Regions from separate parts of the Homo sapiens genome. Here region 1 is linked to region 2. Evidence: chromatin loops called from intact Hi-C (ENCODE). Cell type or tissue: ovary. All regions are shown on one strand. Links, peaks and the distances in the headings refer to the core of each region. The heading gives the core; the rest is flanking DNA. Region 1 overlaps ATP1A2 (ATPase Na+/K+ transporting subunit alpha 2). Region 2 overlaps CASQ1 (calsequestrin 1).

The links. Peaks named below come from ENCODE experiments on the same cell type or tissue, not always from the same donor. Only the 100,000 strongest peaks of a DNase experiment are listed, where the experiment ranks them.
Region 1: it touches region 2 in a loop (2.2-fold over the local background); 70 of 110 quality-filtered maps call a loop at or near these places.

The regions. Positions count from the first base shown.
Region 1 is chr1:160,116,472-160,119,376 of GRCh38, forward strand. All of the region lies in intron 1 of ATP1A2 (ATPase Na+/K+ transporting subunit alpha 2), which reads left to right. Among named protein-coding and RNA genes, the nearest start is that of ATP1A2, 2.2 kb to the left of the region's middle. In ovary, for the core only: no CTCF peak of the experiment used is centred there; a DNase peak (open chromatin) is centred at 1,630.
Region 2 is chr1:160,191,962-160,194,866 of GRCh38, forward strand. CASQ1 (calsequestrin 1) reads left to right here. Exons shown (of 11, transcript NM_001231.5): 2 at 841-925; 3 at 1,786-1,886. Among named protein-coding and RNA genes, the nearest start is that of CASQ1, 2.8 kb to the left of the region's middle. In ovary, for the core only: a CTCF peak has its summit at 1,320 (motif pointing right); a DNase peak (open chromatin) is centred at 1,310.

The DNA of each region.
Region 1 (2,905 bases), core at 223-2,722, 75 kb before region 2:
CCGAGCAGCATTGTCCGTGGGTTCCAAGCCATGGGCTTTGAGGACTTTCCCAGAGGCTGGTGACAGGTGACCCCCCCCCCAGTCCACCCGTCCATGGCATTCTGCAGCAATGGCTACACCAAGAGGAAGATTAACAACAATGGGGCGGGCAGGGAGAGGGCTTTGAATTCTTGGAAATGAAATTCCCATATGGAGAAGAGTGGCCCAATCCTTTTACATGCTGTGCCTGGCTGCTTTCCTTTTGTGGAATACTGGCAAAAGAGGACACAGAGGGAAAGGGCATGCTGCGGAACAGGAGGGTATGAGGAAGACTGTGCCTAGGGGGAGCCGTGGGTGTTTCTGGGCCCAGGAGGAGTCAGGCAAGGACATGTTATTGCACCTAGTTGAGCAGCTGGGAAATCCTGAGCCTGGACACCAGGGTTCCTGAGCTAGGGTTGGAGCCATAAATAGAATTGGAGTGCATGCATGTATCTGTGTGTCTGTGTCTGTGTGTGTGTGAGTGTGTGTCCTTGACCACGTGTTCTCCATAGGCGGGGAGTCCTGCAGTTACTCATGGATGAGTACCTGTGTTTGTGTCTCAGCAGGCAAATTTGTAAATGTACAAGCCTTCAAGCCTGCACAAGCATAAATGTCACTGTGTGGGGGTGCTTGAGAGTCTGTGAGCCTGCCCTTAGGAGCTGTGAGGTATGGGCTTCACGGAGGAAGAGGTCATAGCTGCAGGAAGATATACTGTCTTGGGACCTTCAGCTGCATCTTGACATCTCTGGCTCCCCATGGAAAGGGCATCCCTAGCTGAGATGCAGGACCTCTGAGAAGAGGCAGGGGTTAAAGGATCAGATAAGCCCTCCATTTCCCCCATCCAAGTGAAGAGAGAAGGAGGGGAGGTAGCCCCCTACCCTGCTCCATCTTAGAGCAAGGTAGACCCAGCTCAGGAGGTCTTGCTTGGGAAGTGATGAGACCTTGACTTTTCCAGTCTGTCTTTTTCCCCTAGCACCCCCAAACTCCCCTTAATCACCATCCTAAGTTGCTGTGGGTGATGCAATAGCAAGATGAGGAGCAGATCTGGGCTGTTTAAACTAAGAGGCTGGGTGAGGTGGGGGTATTTAGGGCCTGGAGCTTAGAGTTCAACCTACCAACGACCCCTGAAGAGGGAAGGCATCTGACACCCACAACCTGTTCTAGGGATGATTTTTCCTCCAATCCCTTCTCCCCTGCATCTCCACTGCAGAGGCAGGCTTCACTGTCCCCCCATTACCCAGTGGCTGTGAAGGGCAGCGTGGGAGTTGGGGGAAGGGACGACACTGGTGGGAGGGAGCCCAGCCTGCTCCAGCTACCACGGAGAGGCTGAGATGGGGGGAGCGTTGGCGGATTCCCAGCTGCCCCCACTCTGTCCCAGCCTCTGGCTTTCTCAAAAAGGACTCTCTGTTCTCCTTCAGCATTCAAGACCCAGAGAGGGGGACTTGTGGTTGGGGGAGGGAGGAGTGGAGGGAGGTTGGGGGGGTCCTTGCTTCCTCTCTTTCTTTCTTGCCTGGGCAGCCGCTGGCCCCAAATCTCTGCAGGCTCCTGGCTGCAGAGCCTGAGATCTTTGCCAGGACAGGAGGAGGGGGAAGGGGCAGTGTGTCTCAAGCTCTAAGCCTGCTGGAGAGCAGGGCGGGAGCTTGGGAAAAGGAGGCACTGCGTGGAGCTGCTTAGCTCAGCCACAATCCAGCATGCCAAAGTGCATGGACCAGCAAGTTTTTAAAAAGCATGCATTTTATTCCAATTTTTATGAAATTTATTTCACATCTGAATATACAGAAATTCCTCTGCACCCTGCTCTTCTGCCCACAGACCCAGCCCTGCTCCTCTGTGTATGCCTGGGCCCCCTTCTGTCCCTGAAGTTCCTGAGGGTCACACTGAAGCTCAGCCAGCCTGATCTCTTGCCTCTGTTCCCTTGATTGCATTTCTTCCTTTTCTCAGCTCTGTCCCACCACAGACAGTTAGTGAATGTAAAGCATTTCAATCCACTCAATTAAATGAATCCTCTTAGGTCACCTGAGAAAGGCAGAGGCAGAACCACTCACAAGCCTTTCCCCACCCCTTCCATTGGGCTGCTCGGTCTCCCCAAGAAGATCTGCCTTTAGGAGGCCAAAATTATACCAGATTCATAGATGCTTCAGGTGGAGACAAACCCACGATTTTACTGGTCACCTTTTCTGAGAAGAGCACTTCTGAGCAACACAGCCTCCAAAAGCTCATATCTTTTTAAATCATTGGTATCTTGGGAACAACAGTGTTGACTTCTCCTTGCATCCCCCACCCCTACCCTTGCTTCTGATTGTACTGGTCAGACTTCTACCTCTCAAGATGCTGAATTGGCGACCTCTTATGAACAAGGCAGCTGCCATACTTCTGGGATTGCTCCTGACTCTGATAAGTAAAAAAGGCATTACCCTGGAGCACAAAAGTCTTAGGGCAGTGAAGCTATTCCATATGATACCACAATGGCGGATACACGTCAGTATACATTTGCCCAAACCCATAGAATGTACACCAAGAGTGAACTCAAACTTAAACTATGGGCTTTGGACGATAAAGATGTATCAATGCAGGTTCATGATTGCAGCAAATGTAACACTCTGATGCAGGGTGTTGATAGTGGGTGAGGCTGTGCATGTGTGGGGGCAGGAGATATATGAGAACTTTCTCTACTTCCCACTCAATTTTGCTGTGAACCAGAAAATTGCTCCAAAAAAAGTATATTTTTTAAAATGCAAACAAAACCCCCAAAACTGCATTATCCTGCAAAAAAAAAAAAAAAAAAAAAAAAAAAGCAAACACCTTGGCTGTGGACCCTACCCAGGTATCCACTCTTTATGGGAAACAAAAGTTAACATCATAGTGTGGGAAAACTAATTCCTGAAAG
Region 2 (2,905 bases), core at 167-2,666:
TCCTGAGTGCTCAGTATCCCTGGCCATCCACCTGCCAACCGCCTCCCTTCCCCACCCCTCTGAGAATCACAGTACCTGAGTCTGTGCTGAGTGGGGGTAGAGCTGCAAGCTGTGCCCACAGCAGAGAAAATCAGGGTTGAACGCTAAGCTGGAAGGCTTATGGGGGCAGGGACCTCCAGGTGTGACTGTCCACAGCCTAAGGACAGGCTGAAGTAGAGTGCGAAAGGGGAAAGTTGGGCCCTGATGGGGAGAACTGTCCGGTCGCTGTCAGTCTCTCTCCCTCTGGGGGGTAACAAATGGTGACCTCTTATCTCAGCTCTCTGGCCTTCCCCAACTCCTCAACAACATGACCAGACCCACCACTACCCTCCCACCCTCCAAAATTCTTCCCATTGGGAGTCACTCTGAAGAATCTCAGGGACTTCCAAGATCAACCCCACACTGAGCTTGGCCCTTGACCAGGGACAGGGACCTCCAGGTGTGACTTGAGCAGGATGGAATGCAGGACTCAACCCTGAAGGAGGGAAGGGGCCCTCAGTCACTCTGAAGCCAGACTCCTCAGTACCTCTTAGGCACTGGGAAGTATTGAGTGCAGTGTCTTCAAGTCCAACATAATAAGCACATTGCAAATGAGCAATCAATATTCATGAACTAAGTTGAGCCAAAAACAGAACTGTGTGGCTGTAGGGAATTTGGGGGATATTCTGGATCTTAGCAAAGGGTCAAGGTCAACTCTTATATCTCCCGCACCTCAACTGACCCAACTTGAAAGCATGAGAGGGAGAATAGGGGATAATAAAAATTCCAGGGGCTAATTTTAATCATAATCCTTCCCTCCAGTTAGCAGCCCAAGTCCTAGAAGACAAGGGTGTTGGCTTCGGGCTGGTAGACTCTGAGAAGGATGCAGCTGTGGCCAAGAAACTAGGTAAGAGAGGGGAGGGCAGGGGAGGGGAAGGTGGCATTGAGACAAGGGGAGGCTTAGGGCGGAGGACCTGTCAGGCAGTCCTTGGGATCCGAGGGGCTTGGGAATCTCTCAGATTTATGTCTATTCTAAAAGAGGGGGTGAGAAAATATGAGGTTGGGAGGGTTATGGCTCGGAGACTCTGCCTCTCTATTCCTTATGAAGTTCCATGCTCAAATCCCAGAAAGAGGTGGGGGAGGCCTTCTTTATACTTACCTTAAAACATGGCTAGGTGCTGGAGGGAAGGGGAGTCGGGGAATACAGGCGGGGCTGGCCAGACCTCTGCAAACTCCGCTTCCAACCCCTCCCATCCAGAGCCATGGTTGTTAGAGCAGTCAGCCACTAGGGGGCAGCACAGGCTTGAGACGGGATTCTGGACATGCATGGGGGAGGGGTGGTCAGTAATAATGAAGTCATCTGGTCAGTAATAGCAATTAAAGAGCTTGACTGGGAACCAGCTACTAGAGTGCTCAGAGGGGGTGGCATGAATACTCATCTCTAGTCGTTGCGGTCAGAGAAGGGGAGAAATACTGCTAGAATCTACACCTCTCTATTCCCTCCCCTCACCCTACCTGATCCCCCAGCTACTCCCTAGAAAGCTCTGGGGCCACGCTAGCCCCCTAGGCTTAATCCAGGGGCAGAGACCTCAGGCCTGTCGGCCTCTGGGTCAGAGGAGGTGGGTGGGGCAACGGGCCCATGAGGTGGAGCATGTGGGGCCCCGGTGATTATCAAACGGGCTGTGGCCGAGGATTTGGACCTTGAATCTGTGGGAAGCCTGGGATCATGGCTCACTACCCCACCCCTGCGCCCGGCTCACTCCCTAGGCCTAACTGAAGTGGACAGCATGTATGTATTCAAGGGAGATGAAGTCATTGAGTACGATGGCGAGTTTTCTGCTGACACCATCGTGGAGTTTCTGCTTGATGTAAGGACTCCCCTGGACCTGACGGCCTTGCTTGAAAACTCCACTGCCTGCCCCCTAGTCCCTACCAACCCCAACCTGACACTGCACACACACACCACACACACACACATACACCACACGCACACACACCATACATACACCACACGCACACACACCATACATACACACACACACCACCTGCATACACACCACACATATGCATGCACATGCACACAATAGTTCACAAATCACCTACACACCACACACTACACATAGGCACCACATGCACACCACACACACTACACACACCACACACACATCATATACATACCACACACCCATCACACACATATCACATGCACACACACACCACATGCACACCACACACTCCACACACATCACACACCACATGCACATACACAACAAACACACACCACACATGCACACACACCACATCCATGCCACGCAAATGCACACACCACACACGCCACACATGTACACACACACTACACACATGCACACACATCACACATATGCCACACATGCACACAATAGGCCACACATCACCTAGATACCACACACTATGCATATGCACCACATGCACACCACACACACAACACACACCACACACACCCATCCATACACACCACACACAACATATACATGCCACACACCCACCAGATATATCACATGCACACACACCGTACATGCGCACACACACACCACATGCACATACATACCTGCACACCACACATGCACACACTACACACATGCACACACCACATGCACACTCCACACGTACACACACCACACATTCACACACATCACACACATGCCACACATGTACACAGTAGGCCACACATCACCTACATACCGAACACTACACATATGCACCACATGCACACCACACTCATACCATCCACACACATCACACACACATCATATACATACCACACACCCACCATACATATATATCACATGCACACACACACCACACATGCACACCACACACTGCACACATCACACACTATACACACACA